Linked DNA regions of Mus musculus: region 1 is linked to region 2. Evidence: chromatin loops called from intact Hi-C (ENCODE). Cell type or tissue: left cerebral cortex. All regions are shown on one strand. Links, peaks and the distances in the headings refer to the core of each region. The heading gives the core; the rest is flanking DNA. Region 1 overlaps Ddi2 (DNA-damage inducible protein 2). Region 2 overlaps Dnajc16 (DnaJ heat shock protein family (Hsp40) member C16).

Region 1 (9,624 bases), core at 811-8,810, 82 kb before region 2:
TGGCTCCTCACTCTACACATAAAGAAACTACTAAAAAAGAGATGGTTTAAAATAAAAACAGACATATCACACTGAAAGCATCAATTTTATACTTCTGGCTTTGGACACTAAGTCTTGCTATGTAATCCAGGATGGCCACCAACTCACTTAGCAACCCAAGACAGCCTTCACCCTGCCCTCCTCCCCCTGTCTCCCGGTGTGGGCTACTGCAGCTCTCTAGGCCTTTTCTGATTTTAGAGACAGGCTGATTGTAAAGTTGACTCTTGTCTTTCTTGGGTCTGCTGTTGCCGCTGCTGGCTACAAGCAGCTCTGCCTCCAGGTCCTGCCTTGGCTAAGAGGGCTGAGACTATGGCCAGCACTACAGCCCAAGGGCTCTGAGAATCAAGTTGAGATCACCACACTCGCACGGCCACTGCAGCTAGCAGCACTTCCCTTGTCCAGTTACTCCTAGGCCCTCTTCTGTTTTCTTCTGAGATAGGGTCTAGAGTCCAGACCATCCTTGACCTCCTGATTCATCTCCTGAGGCCCCCAACTGGTGGCATTACAAGTGGGCTGCATGGCCACTTTACTTCTTATCATTTCCTGTGTGTTTTACCTCTACTTGAGGTCTGACAGCTGCATGCGCCTATGATGTATGCATGTATGTCTGTAAAGTTACAAAATACCCACACATGCTAAATGACAGCAAGACACTGACAAACTAATAATGCAGGCTCCATTTATAAAAACACACTCATTCCTTCTAGTTACAATGCTACATCAATAGGATATACACGGCTTCTCAAGGCTTTTTGTTTTTAGGGGCCTGAATCCAGCACCTTCCATCCAGCAGGCAGGTAGGTGCTCCTCTGCCTCACACCACAGCAGTGGCATGAAGGCTGACTCAGGGTCAGTCATTGGTAGTGTCATTACTCAACAGACACTACCAAATGTTCTGCCATGAGCATGACTGACTTCAGGTTTACACGAGGAACACAAGTATTATCACAAATTAATGTCCTGTCAGAAAATTCTCCCTGTGTGAACAAAGCTTCATTTTTCAGCCTTGAAACCTCAAGGTTCCTTCTTACTACTGTTTAATCAACATCTAAGAAAAGGATGTAGTAAAACAAAAACCAAACAAACAAAAAACAAAGCCAAACCCTTCAACCCTCCTGGCTTTAAATCAGAATCGTAATTGTACAGCTTGATTCATATAAGTGCTGGGGCCCGAGAGGCTGGGCAGCCAAGCACTCGTGCTCAGCTCTGTAACAGGATGTCTCATTCTTTCCCCAGGATCAGGGAACCCTGAGAAAGAGGGGACAAGAGTGGAGGAGCTGGACGGGATGAGGACAACAAGGCCTCTGCATCAGCATGGTCACAGCTCACAGGACCGGAGACAAGCACAGGACCTGCACGGGGCTGCACCAGGCCCTTTACATGTATTTTATGGCTTCCAGTTTAGTGGGTTTTTTTCCCCCCCACGATTCCTGAGTGTGCAAACCAGTGATCTCTGTTCCTTGTGCCTTATCTGTTTTTCCATTCTTGTTTTATCTTATCATATCACAATCCCTTGGAAGCCTGTTTTTTTTTTTCTAACGAGACACAAAGGTGGTTCTAGATGGAAGGGGTGATGGGGAGAGACTGGGAGGAGAAAGGGAACCCATAATCAGGATATACATTATGTGAAGGAAAAAAGGTCATTTTCAGTAAAAGAAATAAAAAGGAGAACTTGTTCTTGCAGAGGGCCTTCTATCTCCAGCACCTACACGGTGGCTCCTAACCATCTGACCCTAAGGTCCAGGGGAGCCAACTCTCTCTTTTTACCTGGAAGGGCACCAGGAAGCATGTGGTACCCAGACATGCTTACAAACAAAATACACTTAAAAATAAATCCAATTCTTTAAAGACTAAAACAAATAATAAAACTACTAATGTCAAAACAGACAAGATTTAACTTATCCCTAGAGGTTTTACAAAGAGATTTGTGCTGTTCCGGTTTTTTGCGGGTTTTTTGTTTGTTTTCCAGAAAAAGATTCTCTGTGTAGCCCTGGCTGTCCTAAAACTCACTGTGTAGACCAGGCTGCCCTCAAATTCAAAGATCTGTCTGCCTCTCCCTCCCAACTGCTGGATTAAAGATGTGCTCCTCCAAAGCCTGCCTTGTGTTGTTTTGAGGCAGGGTCTCATTGTGTGACTCTGGTTGGCCTCACAGATGCCTGACACTTCTCTTTTCCAAGTATGCATGCACCACCACACCCAACTGGCAGACTCTATTTGTAACAACAAAGTGTTTCAACTCTGAATGATGACAGAATGTACCAAGAACATTTCCATGGTTCTTGGTTTGTCAATACTAGTGACAGACTGATGTGACTCCTAGAGACACAGCTCCAGTGCTCGCTCGGGCATGCTGGCTGGCACATGCCTGCTAGTGCTCGGGCATGCTGGCTGGCACACGCCTGCTAGCCCAGTGCGAGAGGAGAGGCAGAGGGAGGAGCATCCCTGCGAGTCTCAGGGACTCCGCTTCACACAGTGAGCTTAGCTCCAGGCCAGCGGGGCCACATAAGAACCACCACCACCACCATAAAACACAAAGAAAAAAAAGCCCAGGCTGGGGAGTGCTGAGCGTGCAGCCTTACTTGGTAAAGTCTTTCACGTGCAGGCATGAGGACCTAGGTTTGGATTTCCCCACTGTAGGAAGCCTGGTGCAACAGTGCCTTATAACCTTAGCACTGGGGAGATAGACCAGGAGGCTCCCTGGAGTTGCTGCCCAGCCAGTGTCACCAAACTGGTGAACTCTGGGTTCAGTGAGAAGTACTCTCTGAAACAGGTAGGTGGAGGCTGGGGAGGTCACCTGCTGTCAGCCTCTAGCCCCCACACACGTGTGTCCACACATAAAAGCTCTTAATTACCTGGTGCCGTTTCAGCATGTCCAGACCCAGAAGCATGTCCATAGGCTGTTCTTCCAGAATTGAGAAGGAGCACGCCAGAAAATCGCCTTCAATCTGAACCTGAGCTAAAGCGCAGAGAAAAGATATTACTGATGCTGGCTTCACATGCCCAGGGAGCTGTGCCTGGGCTTCCGGAACTCAGCCAGCCCGGTACGGCGTAACGATCAAGATAGGCTGAAAAGCAAGTGAAGTGGACTGGACGGAGCTACTGTTATGAACACCATCAGGACCCACGCTCAGCAGGTGAAAAGAGCAAACATTATGAGGATTAAGAAAATGGTAGCAATGAAGTTAACTCTCTAGTAGTTACCAATTACTTTTTATATACTTATAAAAGGTCTCCCAGGCTGGGGGTGGGGAGTGGGAAATATGTGCCCAATATAGAACACACTAGACAACCATGTGCTTAGTTCCCAAATGAAGAAATAGAAAACCAAAGAGTGAGGAGGGACAGCTCACTCCCTGGTTAAGGTGGTTAAGAGCATTCCACTGCTCTTCCAGGGCAGCCACATGATAGGTTACAGCCATCTATGATCTGATGTCCCCTTCTGATGTACATAAAGACAAGAATATTTGTAAAATAGATGAATAAATAAACCTTAAAAAAAAAAAAAAAAAGGCTGGGCATGGTGGCACACGCCTTTATTCCCAGCACTTGGGAGGCAGAGGCAGGCGGCTTTCTGAGGCCAGCCTGGTCTACAAAGTGAGTTCCAGGACTATACAGAGAAACCCTGTCTCAAAAAAACAAAAAAAGAAAGAAAGAAAGAAAGAAAGAAAGAAAGACAGACAGACAGACGAGACGAGAGCACTTACTGCTCTTCAAAGGATCTGAGATCAGTTCTCAGGACCCACGTCAGGCAGTTGACAACTGACTGTAACTCAAGTTAGCCTCTAAGGGCACATGCATACACATGGTATACATTTACAGACATATACGCATAAATAAAAATAAATCTTTAAAAAAGAAAACCACAGTGTTCTTTCCTATATTCCTGTCATCTGTCTTATCTTAGTTTCTGCTTTAATCATTTTAGTATTATACATATTTCTAGGAAACATTGCTGTCCATTTTGTTCTTACACAACCTCATGTGCTCAAGGCAAACCTCTTTTCTCAAAGACAGGCTTTCTCTGTATAGCGCTGGCTGGCTTGGAACTTGCTCTGTAGGCCAGGCTGGCCTCTAACACTTGGATTCCCCTGCCTCCGTCTCCCAAGTGCTGAGATTAAAGGTGTGAGTCACCTGACCCAGCTCTCAAGACAAACTTAATTTCATTTAGGTATCATGTAGGTGAGTTCAAGGTCAGCCTGAGTTATATAACAAGGTCCAGGGCTACTAAAAAAAAAAAAGAAAAAAGAAAAAAAGAAAAAGAAAGAAAAAATTCCTGCCTCAAATAAAGAAAAAACAAAACAGAAGCAAATTTCAATCTTCCCTTTTTTAGACTTGATTATCATTTCCTTTTTCTAATGGTTTTTTTACTAAATCTCATGTAGTCCATTCAGGCTGGCTTTGAACTCCACCTGCCGCATGCATAGCTTACAGTGTAAGGAAACCACGTCCAGCCGAGGAGCTTTGCCTGAGAGCAGTGCAAGTGCTGTGTGCACATGTGGACACATCTGTGGAGGCTGGAGCTTGATGCCCAGTATCTTTTCCTCTGTTGCTCTCTACTGTAGTGTTTGAGACGGTCTCACAGAACTAGGGACTCACCACTTTAGCTGGACTGGATGGTTTACCAGTCTCTAAGATCTTCCAGTCTATTCTCACACTTGCACAGCAAACACTTTGCCAATTCAACCATCTTCCTTCCAACCCGCACGTGGACTGTAATGCGGACAATTTACATGTATGTACAGTGAGGCTGGTCTGACTTGCAATTCCTCTCTCTGTGGATACGCAGCTATCCCAGAACACCTCAAACCTCTCGTGCTCTAAGATTTCCATATGCATTTCCACAGAATGCAGATACCCACTTGGTGATAACTACAAAAGCAATTAACCGAGACCTGCCTGGGTGTCCAACTTTTAAACATTGGGTGCTCTTTCACAGCACCCAGATTAGGTCCTAGCACCTAGATGGAGGATCACAACAACCCATAATTCTAAAGGATCTGATGTCCTCTTCTGAACTACAAAGGCATCAGACACAAGTAGTATCAAAACAAACAAACAAACCAACCAACCAACCAACCCAGGCATATATATAAAATATAACAAATAAATCTTTAAAAAACAAAACCACAAAGTTGAGTTACAAGAAACAAAAGTAGCAAGAAGTTCACACACATACATACATACATACATACATACACACACACACACACACACACACACACACCCCTTATAAGTAAGTCTGTCATCCCGAGTTGGGTCCCTGGAATGCACATAACCCATGTACAGGAAACTACCCTTGTTATCTATGTCTTGCCAGTTCATGCAATAAAGAGTCTGTGAAGTTATTGATCTTACAGCTTACTTATTAGGATCTAGAATCACTATGGACATAAACATACTTGTTATATCTCCACAGTATAGAAAGGTCTTTTATTTCTAGAAAATACCCATTCTGAGGATCCACCAATATCTTGCCCCCCTCTCCTTGAGACAGACAGACAGACAGACAGACACACACACACACACACACACACGACACAGAATGTGGAAGATAAACCTAGTACAAAAGAATATTTTGAGTGAATCACACGGGAATGCACCAAGGAGGGCTGGAGGACAGCCTGGTGGTAGAGTGCGCTTAGCATGTGCTAAGGCACCGGCTTCCATCATGGAACTGGTATTCCAGACTAAAAAATCCACCAACACTTGAGTACAAGAAATGAAGAAGAACCATACTCAGGCACATGGAAACACCCTCCAGGGAGCTGAGAGGAGAGAGGGCCACATAGCCCAAGAACACTAAGCATCTCCACAGCTATGATGACAACCGGGAGATCAAAATGCAGTGCCTTTGACCAAAACGCAGCTTGACCTTTGACCAAGTCAAGCTAGAGGGAAAGAAGCCACACCCAGAGTCAGCAAGGTGTCTTAACAAGTAACTTGCTTGCCACAAAAGCCTGGCAACCTGAAATCAAGAACAGGGACTTGTGGAAGGGTGAGCACCAATCCCCAGTGCTGCCCTCTGACCTGCAGAGGGGCACCCGTACACAAGGACACACCCACTTGCTCTCAAGGACATGCCATACCAGTCAGAGGTACTGTGAAAGAACTTTAAAACTCACTACACTACAAAATCCCTATTTTAAAAAGCAGCAAACTGCCCACCTTCACTCACCTAGATGCACCCTTCCAATAATCTTCTGTGTGCCTACTCCTTTGGCAATGCCAGCCCACCGACGATCTACCAGTCTCATTATGTTACACCTTTCTGCACAGGCCTGGCTCATAATAGTCATCTGGGCTCCTGAAGGGAGAGAGAAATATCAGACTGTAAAACATAAGCCACGTAACATCATCCTGCCTAGCTTTTTCTTTGTTTATTTTGTAAAGCCCTTGCTGTTCCTCCTGGATCCACCCTCATGTTCAGGGATTTCAGATGTGCACTGACACCCCTGATATTGAAATTCACACCAGAGTCTACCAAAGTACAGAAGTATGACTGAGAGAAAAGAGTATGTTGTTTATAGAGTAACTAAAGGCTACTTAAAAACTCCACCAACAGAAAATAAGCTTGTGTGGGGCAACGCTGCCCCAGTGAAGATGGAAATGTTAGGTTATGCAGCAGCGCCTTATACGCCAACATCTCATTTTCTTGCTTGCCGAGTCAGGGTCTCACTCCCTGTATAGTCTTAATCATGTGATCATGTGACCCTCCTTCAGCCTCCTGGAATTACAGGTGTGTCAGTGTTGGGACAGTATAGCCCAGTGGTAGACCACTTACCTAACCTAACACGGACAAGGACCAGACCCACTTTAGAAAAAAGCAGGGCATGATGGCATATACCTTTACCCAGCCCTCAGGAGACAGAGGCAGGAAGATTTCTATGAGTTTGAGGCTAGCCTATTCTATACAGCTAGCTAGCTCTAGACCATCTATAGCTACTTATGAGACCATGTCTCAAACAAATAACACCCCCTACCCATGCACATAAAAAAACCAAAAAAGCCCCAATGAGAAATGAAGCTCTAGATGAGTCTTCTTCCTCTGAAAGCTCAGGGCATGTAAAACAGTTTCTTTTGGGCACAAGGTCTCACTTCAGCTCAAGCCTAAAATTCACTACCTAGCTCAGGATTCTCTTGTTTCTACCTCCTTAGGTAGAAATGACACACATTCTCCATTACAGTCTTATTAAGTTTTATGCAGTGCTGGGCATCTGACTCAGGGCTCTGTGCATGCGAGACAGGCATGTTACCAACCAGGCCACCCCTAGCCTTGAGAGCATGTCCTGTCTGGGGTACATACACTCAGCTGTATTGGCTGATACTGTAATCTCTGTCTAGCCTCAGCCACTCCCTTGGATGCGGTCCCCTCTCAGCCTCACTTCTCACCACTCTCTAACTGTGTGAGCACAGTTCAGTGTTGACTCCTGCTCTCTTCACCCTTCCCTGAAACTATCTCTGCAATGTCTGACCTTCCTTCTCACCACAGCTGTCGGTCTGGCCTGCACCTCTCCCCTCCTAAGTGGATTCTTCTCTGGCTCTGAATCTGTGCCATGCATGTGTACTTTAAAGCAAGCATGCCACCCAGAGTAACTGAGTTCCTCCAGCTCCGCCTCCGCCTGCAGCCATCCTAAGCCATCACCTTCAAATCGCTCCTTACCTGCTCCAGAACCCTCGAAGCCTCCCACTGTGCACAAGCCTGACATGTCAGTGCCCCGCCTCAGGCCACCATGATCTGTTCATCTTCAACCTTACATTCCCCATCTCTTCCTCCTTCTGGCAGGGTCTCAGGGCCCAGGCTAGCTTCAAACTCACTGAAGGATGTGGATGACCTTAAATTTCTTATTCTCCTGCCTCTATCTCCCAGTACTGGGACTAAGTTCTGTGCCATTGTGTTCAACTTACAGAGTACTGGATCAAACCCAGGCCCTCTCTACCAATACATGTGCCCACACCCCATTCCACTCTTACAGTCTTATCACATCTAGATAGCATTTTCAGGTGGGAGGAAGGCGTACCTATTCCCTCTGGCCTGCTAGAAAGGACCCCTTCCCTGCTCCCATTTTCTGAGGTTCATCTGTATTTAGGCCTGGCTTGAGAATCACCAACCAATCCTGTTGTCTGAATTCACTGCATTGTGGGTATTAAGCACCAGCACCTTGTGGGCATTAGCAGATCTTGGGCATGAGAAAAGAATGACTGAGGTATCACACAATGGTGATGGTGTCTGCTTAGCAAGCAAGGCCCTGGGTTCCACCCTGACCAACATATGCGCGAGTGCACACACACGCATGCGTGGTCAAAACTCCTATGAGGAAACTAAGGTTCAAAAGTCCCAGAAAGAGTCTAGGAAATCGGGAAGGCAATTCTGTTCTCTGAGTCTCCACAAACTGACCACTGGCTTAGCACACAGCTCCACATATTGTGCCCATGGAGCAGTCTAGTGGTCACGCCTGGAAATGTGCCTATGTAGCCCAGCCCTGAGACAGTGATGTCTACACCCAGCACACCCACCCAAAGTGCCGTGTCTAAGGATTCTTGGGCATCAAGCACAGCTGAGGCTGAATCTGAGGTTCTCCATTAACCAGTGCTATGCCTTGCAACAAAGACTTGATTTCTCTAGGACTTCATGTCCTCACCCACAAAACAGGAACACATCATGGCACAAAGGGACGATCAGTAAGATGCACTGAGCATCTAGCATGGTGCTAGGTGTATAGTAAGAACCATCTGGTCTCTCAAATTCACCTCCTGAAGCTCACAAAAGGAACCTTTACCATTTAAGCACTCAGCCCAAAGTTACACAACACTAGATACACAACTTTTAAAAAAGAAGACTTGGGTTGGAGAGATGGCTCAGAGGTTACAGGTCCTCAGTCAGTTTGTATCTTGACACTGTGATGTTAGGTTCCCAACACCCAGCTACTTCAGTCAGGCTGCTCACAGCCTCAGAGAGATGGCCAGAGACATGAGCATGGCCACTCAGCCACATTCCCTTAAAGCACTAACACTGAAGGATTTAAAAAGCAGAATTGGGGACTGGAGAGATGGCTTGGTGGTTAAGAGCATGGGCTGCTCTTGCAAAAGACCCGAGTTTGGGGCTGGAGAGATGATGGCTCAGCGGTTAAGAGCACAGACTGCTCTTCTAGAGGTCCTGAGTTCAAATCCCAGCAACCACATGGTGGTTCACAACCATCTGTAATGAGATCTGATACCCTCTTCTGGTGTGTCTGAAAACAGCTATAGTGTACTTATATATAACAAATAAATAAATCTTAAAAAAAAAAAAAAAGACCTCAGTTCAATTCCCAGCACTTACACGGTGGCTTACAACCATCTGTAATGGGATCTGATGCTGATTTCTGCCATGCAGGCGTACATCCAAATAGACTACGCAGTTACGAAAAGAAGTAAATCGTTTTTGGGGGTGTGGGTGTGGAGAGGCTTTTTGTTATTTTGTCTTTTTTTTTTTCCCCCTTTAGAGCTGAGGACCAAGCCCAGGGCTTTGCGCTTGCTTAGGCAAGCGCTCTACCACTGAGCTAAATACCCAACCCCAAGAAGTAAACCTTAAAAAAAAAACAAAAA
Region 2 (9,624 bases), core at 450-8,449:
GTTGACGTTGTACTGCCTGGTCATCTCTTCCACACCTCTCAAGCCGACATACACGTATCCAAACGACACATAATCCTTGTATGCGAAGGCCGTCAACTGTGAGGGCGGACGAAAGGAAGGAAGGGAAATGACAGCTTGGCATCCAGCTTACAGACCCAGTGGGACCCACTGACGCCCATGGCTGGGATGAACCATGAGTCTCCTCACCCTCAAACACCTACTCTAGGAATTCTAATGATATCCTATGCACAAAAACTGGACAAGGGAGAATGACTCATTTTCTCAAGAGATCAAACAAATTAATCATTATCCAGAAATCTTGCCTTGGTCCATGTGTGTCTGTGTCTGTGCGTGTGTGTGTGTGTGTGTGTGTGTGTGTGTGTGTGTGTCCATCCCAGCAATAAACTACCACAGGCAGAACTGTTTCTGAAATACTTGCAACCTGAATGGTTCAGGCTTTTTCAGATTTTATAGTATTAGCATATCCATAGTGAAGCATTCTTGGGGACACACCAAATTTAAACATAAAACCTGTATGTTTCACATATACCTTACTCTCAGTGTGAAGGTAATTGTGCATATTTTAATGTGTTCCTCTGTCTTGACTGTGACCTGTCACACGAGGTCAGGGGTAGAATTTCCTAATGTGGTGAGACACTGATGGTCAAGAGTTTTCTGATTTGGAATTTTTAAATTAAAAATGCTCAAATATGTAATTATCCCAAGGACAAGCAGGCTTTGGGCTCTGATGCAGAGCTGGCCCCCACCAGAAAGACTGGAAGCTGCTCCCCAGATCCATTACCTTGTACATCAGTGGCACTGCTGGTGTCTGGCCGAACAGGAGGGCGTGTGGCTTATTCTCCTGCTGCCAGCCAGAGAGGAACCGCACATAATTTTTATTTGTGACCTTAAATTGAAAATAGGTTAGTTGCAACATCTAATTTAAAAAATAATTTATTCATTTTTATTTTGTACATGAATGTTTTGCCTGCATGTATGTATGCATACTACATGTATGTCTGGTCACAGAGGTCAGAAGCGAGTATCAAATTCCCAGGAACCAGAGCTACAATGGTTGGGAGTGCCATATGGGTGCTTATAAAGAGGCTGTTTGTAAAAAACAAAAATGCAGACAATTAATCTTTCTGCCTTTTCTGAGAAAGGGTCTATTTAGTCCTGGCTGGACTGGAACTTGCTAAGCAGACCAGGCTGGCCTGACCTCACTGAGATCTGCCGGCCTTGCCACTAGTCTTTCTGTCTTAATTTGACAAAGCCATTAGAAGAATGGCAACACAGATGTCATCTCTTTATAAACTCTTACAGATTAAAATTATCATCCTGCTTGAAAGAATTACTGACTATATTATAAAATCACTTCTCAAGTTGTTTCTTTGTTTGTTTTTTGGTAGGAGTACTAGAGATCGAATCCAGGGCATCTCCAAGCATAAGCCCTGCCATTGGTCCCCAGAGTTCAGTTCCATAGAAGGCATGCAGCGCTTGCCCTGTAAACATGGCCTAGTGGGCTGGAGAGATGCTCAGAGGGTAAGGGTGTGTGCTGCTCTTATCCAAGAGGACCCGAGTCTTAAACAACAACAACATTACAGTCTTTGTTTTGTATGTGCGTGTGTATAGGCTATATAGGTACATGAGCTACGCGTGCACATGTGAGTCGTCACAGGACAACTTTCAGGAGCTGCTGGGAATTATTCAGGCTGTCAGGCTTGGCAGCAAGCATCTGGACCTTCTGAGACAGCTCTCGGGCCCTCAATAAGCTTTTCACTTTTTGTAGCCACGTGGTCCTGGCTAACCTCAAAGCCACAGAGATCCACTTGCCTCTGCCTCCTGAGTGCTAGGATGAAAGGCGTGCACCACCATGACTGCTCCTCACTAAGCTTTTAATGTTCCAGAAATAATATCTGTGTAATGAATCTGGTGGGTTTGGTAGATATGAATATACTTACTTAATACACATTTAAAAATGTAAAATCCAAATGTACTTAATTTTTTCTCAATGTAATCTGATTTTCCTATTTTCATAGCACAAATTTGTGCCTATGAACAAATGCATGAGCCATAAATTCTACCACGTGATCTAACTTCGTTGTTGTTTAGTAAACAGGACTGTGGCTTCAGATCAGATTCCCGTGATGTCTAGAGCCTGTGAGCGGTTCCTAACGGCAGTGCGCTCTTCCCAGCTCTGTACCCTGCTTCGGCTGCCAGCCTCCTCAGGCTTCTCGCACTACTTGGTGTAATGAAGTGGTAGTGTCTTGGCTGCTCAGAGCGAAGCCTGGGAGGTTCCGGCTGGCAGCTCCATTCTCCGGGGACACTCACCTTCTCTACCAAGTTTCCTGGGAGAAGACTCTCCACGAACTGCCGTAGGTTTTCATGGACCACTGCGTTGTGGAAGAAGGTGATCTTCCCACTGATGACCCCAAGGATGGAGGGGGTGCTGTGTGCTCCCAGGTGATGGGCCAGGCGCCTTTCGTACCCAGCGTGGACGACACCAATCCCCACACCTGCAAAGCATGGAAGCGCTCTGTGAAGCCTCCTGAGACTCGGGCAGGAAGGAGTGCTGACAAGTCCTTTGCAGTGGAAAATGAAACCCAACTGGGTTGGAATACATATTTTTCCTAATAGCTTGTTTAGCTTTCTTGCACTGTTAGAATTCTGGATTGGCCAGTTTTTCTATAGAACAAATATTTGCAAACCTGAATATCTCTTATGCCTGTTATTCCTAATTTTGGGAACAAGTGATGAGGAAATTAAAAGAGAAAAAAAGCGGGCCAGAGAGATGGTGCAGTGGGTGAAGGAGCTTGCTCTAAGGCCTGGGGTCCATGCCTGGAACTCCCAGGATATAAAAGAGAACTGTTTGTCCTCTGACCTTTGTACACTTTTTTTTTTTTGGTTTTCCGAGACAGGGTTTCTCTGTGTAGCCCTGGCTGTCCTGGAACTCACTCTGTAGACCAGGCTGGCCTTGAACTCAGAAATCTGCCTGCCTTTGCCTCCCAAGTGCTGGGATTAAAGGCGTGCGCCACCACACCCGGATTAAGATTTTACTTATTTAATATGTGTGAGTACACTGTCACTGTCCTCAGACACACCAGAAGAGGGCATCGAATCCCATTACAGGTGGTCGTGAGCCACCATGTGGTTGCTGGGATTTGAACTCAGGACCTCTGGAAGAATAGTCAGTGCTCTTAACCATTGAGCCATTTCTCCAGCCCCCTTTGCACACTTGTGTACACACACACACACACACACACACACACACACACACACACACACACAGAGTAAATACAAAAAGGGCAATCTGGATACAATGTTCCTACCCATAAACAAACATGTATGAATAACCTAAGAGGCCAGTGATTCGGTGACAGTCTCCCACCCAGCACCACAGCCTATGACTCATCAATAAGAGAAAGTCACATCTCACCCTTGGGAACACATCTCCCATATATATATATTACATTACTTTATTGACATACTGAAAATACAAATGTTGTACCCAGAGGAAGGCTCAGTGAGTAAATGTGCTTGCTGTACAAGATGGATCTCTGGGTTTGAGCCCTGGAGCTCATGGAAATGTGGAAGAAGAGAATCAACTCTACAGAGTTGTCTGCTGACCTCCACATGCTTGCTGTTGTATGTGTATCCCCCTCCAGCAACCCTTCACACAATACAATACAATACAACTACACAACACAACACAATACAATTTGGGGGGCTGGAGAGAAGGTCAAGCGTTAAGAGCCCCGGCTCCACTGGGATCAGGGTTCACGTGGTGACTCATAGCTATCTCTAACTCCATTTCCTGAGAATCAGACACCCATCCTCCTTGGCCTTCTCAGGCACCGCACACACGTGATGCAGAGGTGCATTTGCTGGACTAGGCATGTGGCACACCCCTTTCATCCCAGCACTAGGAGGCAGAGGTAGGGAGAGCTCAGTGAGTTTGAGGCCAGCCTGGTCTACATTATCAAGTTCCATGTCAGTCAAGGCTACTCTGTCTTAGTCACTGTCCTACTGCTGTGAAGAGACACCAATGACCACAGCAACTCTTATAAAAGAAGGTATTCAACTGGGGCTGGCTTACAGCTTCAGAGGTTTAGTCCATTGTAATCATGGCAGGTTCATGGCAGCAGCAGACAGAATTAGTGCTGGAGAACTGGCTGAGAATTTTACAATGGAGTCTGCAGGCAGCGGGAAGAGAGAGAGCCCCGGGGCCTGGCTTGGGCTTCTGAAACCTCCACCCCAGTGACAGATTTCCTCCAATAAAACCACACCTACTGTAACAAGGCCACACCTCTTAATCCTTCTCAAGTATTGACATTCTCTCATGACTAAGCATTCATATATATATAAGCCTATGGGCAGCATTCTTACTCAAAACACCACAACCTGTCTCAAACAACAAGACCCAGACACACAGCCAAGCAAAATACCTATTCACAGAAAAACAAAACAAAACAAAATTTTCTTTTCTTTTCTTCTCTTCTCTTCTCTTTTCTCCTCCTCCTCCTCCTCCTCCTCCTCTTCCTCCTCCTCCTCCTCCTCCTCCTCCTCCTCCTCCTCCTCCTCCCCCTCTTCTACTTTCTTTTGGTTGAGACAGGGCCTCACTGTACAACCTGGGTAGGCTTGAAATTTTATAATGTAGACTAAGCTGGCCTCACACTGTTAGAGATCTACCTGCCTTTGCCTCCTGAGTGCTGGGACTAGAAGTGTGCACCATCAGCATAGCTACAGAATCTTTACAAAGTACAAGAAGGGGCCAGGAGATGGCTTAGTGAGTAAAAAGCTTGCTACACAAGCCTAAAGACTTGATTTCAGCTCCGAGTGTGCATCTGTAATCTCAGTGTTTCCATGGAGAGATGGGAGGCAGAGAATCACCCAGAGCTCTGTGGGCCAGCTATCCCTGAGTACCTTGCCTTAAAACTAGATGTGAAACAAGAACTGAGTCCCAACCTTTGTTCTCTGACCTCCACACACGTGCTCTGGCATTCCCCGTACACGAAATACACAAACACAGTTTATAAAGTGAGCACACTCCAGTTAGCACCATTCAAGAGCATAGACAATAGAGCCCTGTGGGTAGCTTGGCGCCCATCTGCTCACTCCTTGAATGTGTGTGTCTGAGGACACGTGCAGTGAAGTAGGTGACCTGGCATTTCTTTTTTCACTTAATACCGGGTCTCCTCTTGTTCTTTCATTTAACTGGCATGTCTGCAGGGCCAGCTTACACCCTAAGCGCGAGGTTAACAGCCAATACGGAGAAGTGTTTGGGTCTGGTAGGCTTGAAAGTGTCGAGCTCCTGACACTGGACTCCCAGTCTCCTCTCACAGAAGCTCCAATGCTGCCTTTGACATTCCAAATATGGCAGCTCCATTCCTCCTATTCCACAGTCCAAACGACAGACAGCCACCCTCTCTCGTCCCTCACACCCACACCCAATCTGGCAGCCTCCTGGTTCTCTCTTCAGAAGACGGCAGTGCAGCAGCCTTTACCTCTCTCACAGTCCTCCTCCTCCTCCTCCTTCTCCTCCCACCTCACTACGTAGCCAAGGATAACCCTGAACGCCCTGATCCTCTTGCCTCTGGGCCAGGTGCCTGGAGCACACACAGGGTACACCTCGGCACACAGCTTCTTCATGCTTCTTGGCTGGCTACTGCAGTGGCCTCCTAAGTGGGCTTTCTTGTTGCAGTCTGTTCTTCACATAGGGCCAGACTGTTCCTTCTAAATGAATTGCACTACTCTGATCAAACCCTGTAAAGAAGTACTCACTCCGCTTGTGATGAAACCACAGTCCACAAAAAGGACAGCAGGACTCTGTGATGTGGCCCCTGCTCCTGTCTCCCTTTTTCTTGCTCCTCATACTTAGTTTGCTCTGGCCCCAGCATTCTTGGTCATCTGTGATGATGCAAGAATGCTCCAGTTTTGGGGTCTTGGCTTGGCCTTGGCTATCCTGGAACTCTCTCTGTAGACCCGGCTGGCCTTGAACCCACAGAGATCTACCTGCCTCTGTCTCCTGAGTGCTGGGATTAAAGGTGTGAACCACTACCCAGCTAACCAATTCTTACACAATGAAGCTGTGCAGAAGACAGAAAAGAAGGCATCTGCTTTCCTAGTGTCACATTTGACACTTTACCACTCTACGTGTGTGTGCATGTACGCGTGCGTGTGTGCGTGCATGTGTACTGTGTGGTGTACATGTGTGTGTGTGCGCTAATCAACACTTGCACACGAGGATGCTAGAGGTTAACACTGGGAATCTTTCCTAAAGCTTTCCACCCAATTACGTATTGTTACCATTGTTGTACACACATGTGCATCTTCATGAGGACCCTATGGAACGAATGTGGAGATAAAAGGACAGCTTTTTCTGGGCAGATTTCTGTGAGTTTGAGACCAGTCTGATCTAGATGGCAAGTTTCAGGACAGTCAGGGTTACATAGATAGATCCTGTCTCATTAATACAAACAACCACAAAAACAGAGATCGGAGACAATCAAAGCCTGAGTTCAAATCCCCTCCCTTCCAACCCCCAGTTGTTTGTCGTCTCTCAGACCAAGCCCTCTAATACCGCTGGTATTGAGCCTCCCTCATCCCATTGGTCCCAGGGAGTCCTCACGACCCTCCTTATCCCTGAGTCCTACAGGGTCCTCCTGACAGGAGCTATGGGTTGCTTTGGCTATGGTAACAGACCACCACACACCATGCCAACTTCTCATCTTAAAGTTCTGAGACAAGGAGTCCAGTTTATCCTACAGGGCTGAGTCATGGTGTCAGCAGGACTGGCTTCCTCTGTAAGCTGCAGGGACAGTCAATCTGGACCCTTTCCAGCTCCTGGTGACTGCCTGCATCTCTGACCTTGTGGGCCCTCCTCTGTGTTCACATCTTTCTGACTTCTGCTGCCAACCTGATGATCAGAGTTCCATGCCCAAAAACCACAGGTGGAAGGAGAGAACGAAGTTATCCTCTGACCTCCATGTGTACTCACACAAATACACACACATGTGCAACATGAAAGTGTAAGCTATGAAATGCAATGTGCCTGCCCTTGGTCCTAAAGTGCACAGAGGTTTAGCATCGCACTGCCCCAGATCAGTTTTCCCTACACTCTCCCACAGCACAAGGCAGAGCTGTCTCATGACCAGAAGCTACTGAGTCAGTGACTTCTCATCCCCGATCTCTCGAGCATTATACACCGAGAGCAAACACCTTCCCACTGCCTTCGCTACACCGCATGGCAATGCTCCCAGCTTCTTCCAAGGGCAGCTGTATCCAGGCTCAGGGACACATTTGGCCAAAGCCAAGTACCCTCCTGCTTCTGCACCGCACACCAAAGACTTATTTGGAACAAATGGCCCAACAATTGCCAGAAGTCTACTGTTTAGAGAACTAAGAAGAAGAGCCAGGTATACTGCGATATGCCTTTGAGAATGTAGAGTCTGGAAAGATAGCTCAGTGGGTAAAAGCACTTCTTGCTCTTGCAGAGGATCTGGGTTCAATTCCCAGGACCCACTTGGTGGCTCACAACCTCTGTAACTCCAATTCCAGGGGATCCTATGCCCTCTTCTGACCTTCTCAGGCACTAGCCATCTAAATGGTGTATAGACATGCATGTAGGCAAAACATTCATACACATTTAAAAAGGAAAGAAGAAGAAAAGTAGCTTAATACACCTCTTCATAAACACCCCTTGAAAATCAATCACGACCGGGCGTGGAGGCGCCCGCCTTTAATCCCAGCACTTGGGAGGTAGAGGCAGACGGATTTCTGAGTTCGAGGGCAGCCTGGTCTACAGAGTGAGTTCCAGGACAGCCAGGGCTACACAGAGAAACCCTGTCTTGAAAAAGAAAATCACTCACTATGAACTTGGGGAAAGAAAACACACCAATTGTTCCCTTTCTAAGAACGCCTGGCTGCAGCCATCCACGCCTCTGTGGTTAAAAGAGCTCTTGCTGCACTTGCTGAAGACCTGGGTCAGTTCTCAGAACCCACAGAGCAGCTTAAAACCACCTCTAACTCCAGCTCCTGGGGATGAACGCTCTCCTCTGGTCTCCATGGGCACCGCTTGCATGCAGTGTATGCACATATATGTATTTCTGTACATACATGTGGGTGAATACTCATATACACAAAACACCTACATCTTAGAAAGAAAAGAGGGTCACCTTCTGTTTAAGTGTGCCCTAATGGAACACCTTACCCAGTCCTTCCAGTTCCTGGACCACCTCCTTCCAGACAGGCTCGATATGGATGCAGCTGAAGCACCAGTCTGACGTGATCTTGATGAGGTAGGGTCTTTTGAAGCTCTCGGGAAGCACTTCATTCACGTAGTGTGAGAAGTGCAGCAAGTACTTCTCGTCACCCGAGTCCCGCCGCTCCGCATTGAAGGGGAAGTGGAAAAAGGACTCATCAAAATAGAAGTTCTCGTGGAAATGGCGGAAGCGGTGTTCGCGCTGCTGCTTCTGGTAGCCTTGGTTCTCACCGGCATCACCATAGTGGTCGTAGTTTGTCCTCTTTTCCTCATTGGACAGGATCTGAAAGGAAGAAGAGAAGGAGTCCAAAGGGCGAGGCAGGTGGCTTACCAAAGGACTCTCCTTCCTCACAGTCTTGTCTTTCAGGACTGAGGACCGAAGCCCGGCCTTGTGCACACTTGGCAAACCCTTAACCACTGAGCCACACCCCAACCCTAAATGGCTTTCCTGTAAGCAACCTGAACGATGGAAGTATGCTTCTCAGAAATGTATAGTAGGGACGCTAGGTTCAACCTCCAGCAAGGTTGGGGGCTGGGGAGGAAGGGAAGGAGATTCACTAAGATCTGACCATTCCTCAATCCACATGGCAGGGGAGCCATCTCATGCAAGTTTCCTCTGAGCTCTACATGAGTGTTGTGGCACAGGTAAGCCCAGAAAATACACACATACACAGAGTGACTAAGTTCATCTCAAACTCCCTAACAGAGACATTAAAACTCCGAGTTTATTTGGTGAGCTCGTCACCCTCATGTTGACATTAAAGCTCTCAACCATCCCAGTAAACACCAGGTAAGATCTGACATATGACATCACCAGGATCCGCCATAGAACATTACCCTGGCTGCACCACTGGAGAGAGAATCATTTGGACCAATGAACGCTAACCATGAACATCAGAAGGTGAGCAACGTGTAGTCTAGGGCCTTAAGCACGAGCTGACTTCAGCTCTCCCGTCAATGCTTATTTCATGTCTGTCAGGACACAGGGGTGGAGGTCAGTTCTCTCCTTCCACCACATGGGCCAACACAGGTCCTTGGGCTGGCCGGCAGGCGCCCTTACTCACTGAGCCATCTCACTACCGACTTTGCCTTATTGAAATTTAGCTTTAAAGACAAAAATTCAATCATGGTCTTAGGGTGATGAGTCACGATCTGCTGAAACACATTACAGCAAATCAGGCAGCCAGGCACCCACTGCTTATGTGTATTCTAGGCCGTGCTACTTAAGCTGACATGTTGGAGACTACCACAATCTTGTGTTTTGGTTATCTGTAACCTTGTGTAACCAGGCAAACTGGTGTGAGATTCTTTAACCTGGGTCTCTACAGTCAGGACAGACAATCTGTCTGGGTAAGTGCACAATT

The links. Hi-C counts contacts between places; a loop is a spot of excess contacts. Peaks named below come from ENCODE experiments on the same cell type or tissue, not always from the same donor. Only the 100,000 strongest peaks of a DNase experiment are listed, where the experiment ranks them.
Region 1: it touches region 2 in a loop (2.4-fold over the local background); 2 of 42 quality-filtered maps call a loop at or near these places.

The regions. Positions count from the first base shown.
Region 1 is chr4:141,692,516-141,702,139 of GRCm38, forward strand. Ddi2 (DNA-damage inducible protein 2) reads right to left here. Exons shown (of 10, transcript NM_001017966.2): 6 at 6,215-6,343; 7 at 2,892-2,995. Among named protein-coding and RNA genes, the nearest start is that of Rsc1a1, 12 kb to the left of the region's middle. In left cerebral cortex, for the core only: no CTCF peak of the experiment used is centred there; no DNase peak of the experiment used is centred there.
Region 2 is chr4:141,774,564-141,784,187 of GRCm38, forward strand. It overlaps Dnajc16 (DnaJ heat shock protein family (Hsp40) member C16), which reads right to left. Exons shown (of 15, transcript NM_172338.2): 4 at 8,210-8,543; 5 at 2,332-2,516; 6 at 803-907; 7 at 1-96. Among named protein-coding and RNA genes, the nearest start is that of Dnajc16, 11 kb to the right of the region's middle. In left cerebral cortex, for the core only: no CTCF peak of the experiment used is centred there; DNase peaks (open chromatin) are centred at 5,441, 7,234 and 8,400; H3K27ac peaks cover 1,963 bases.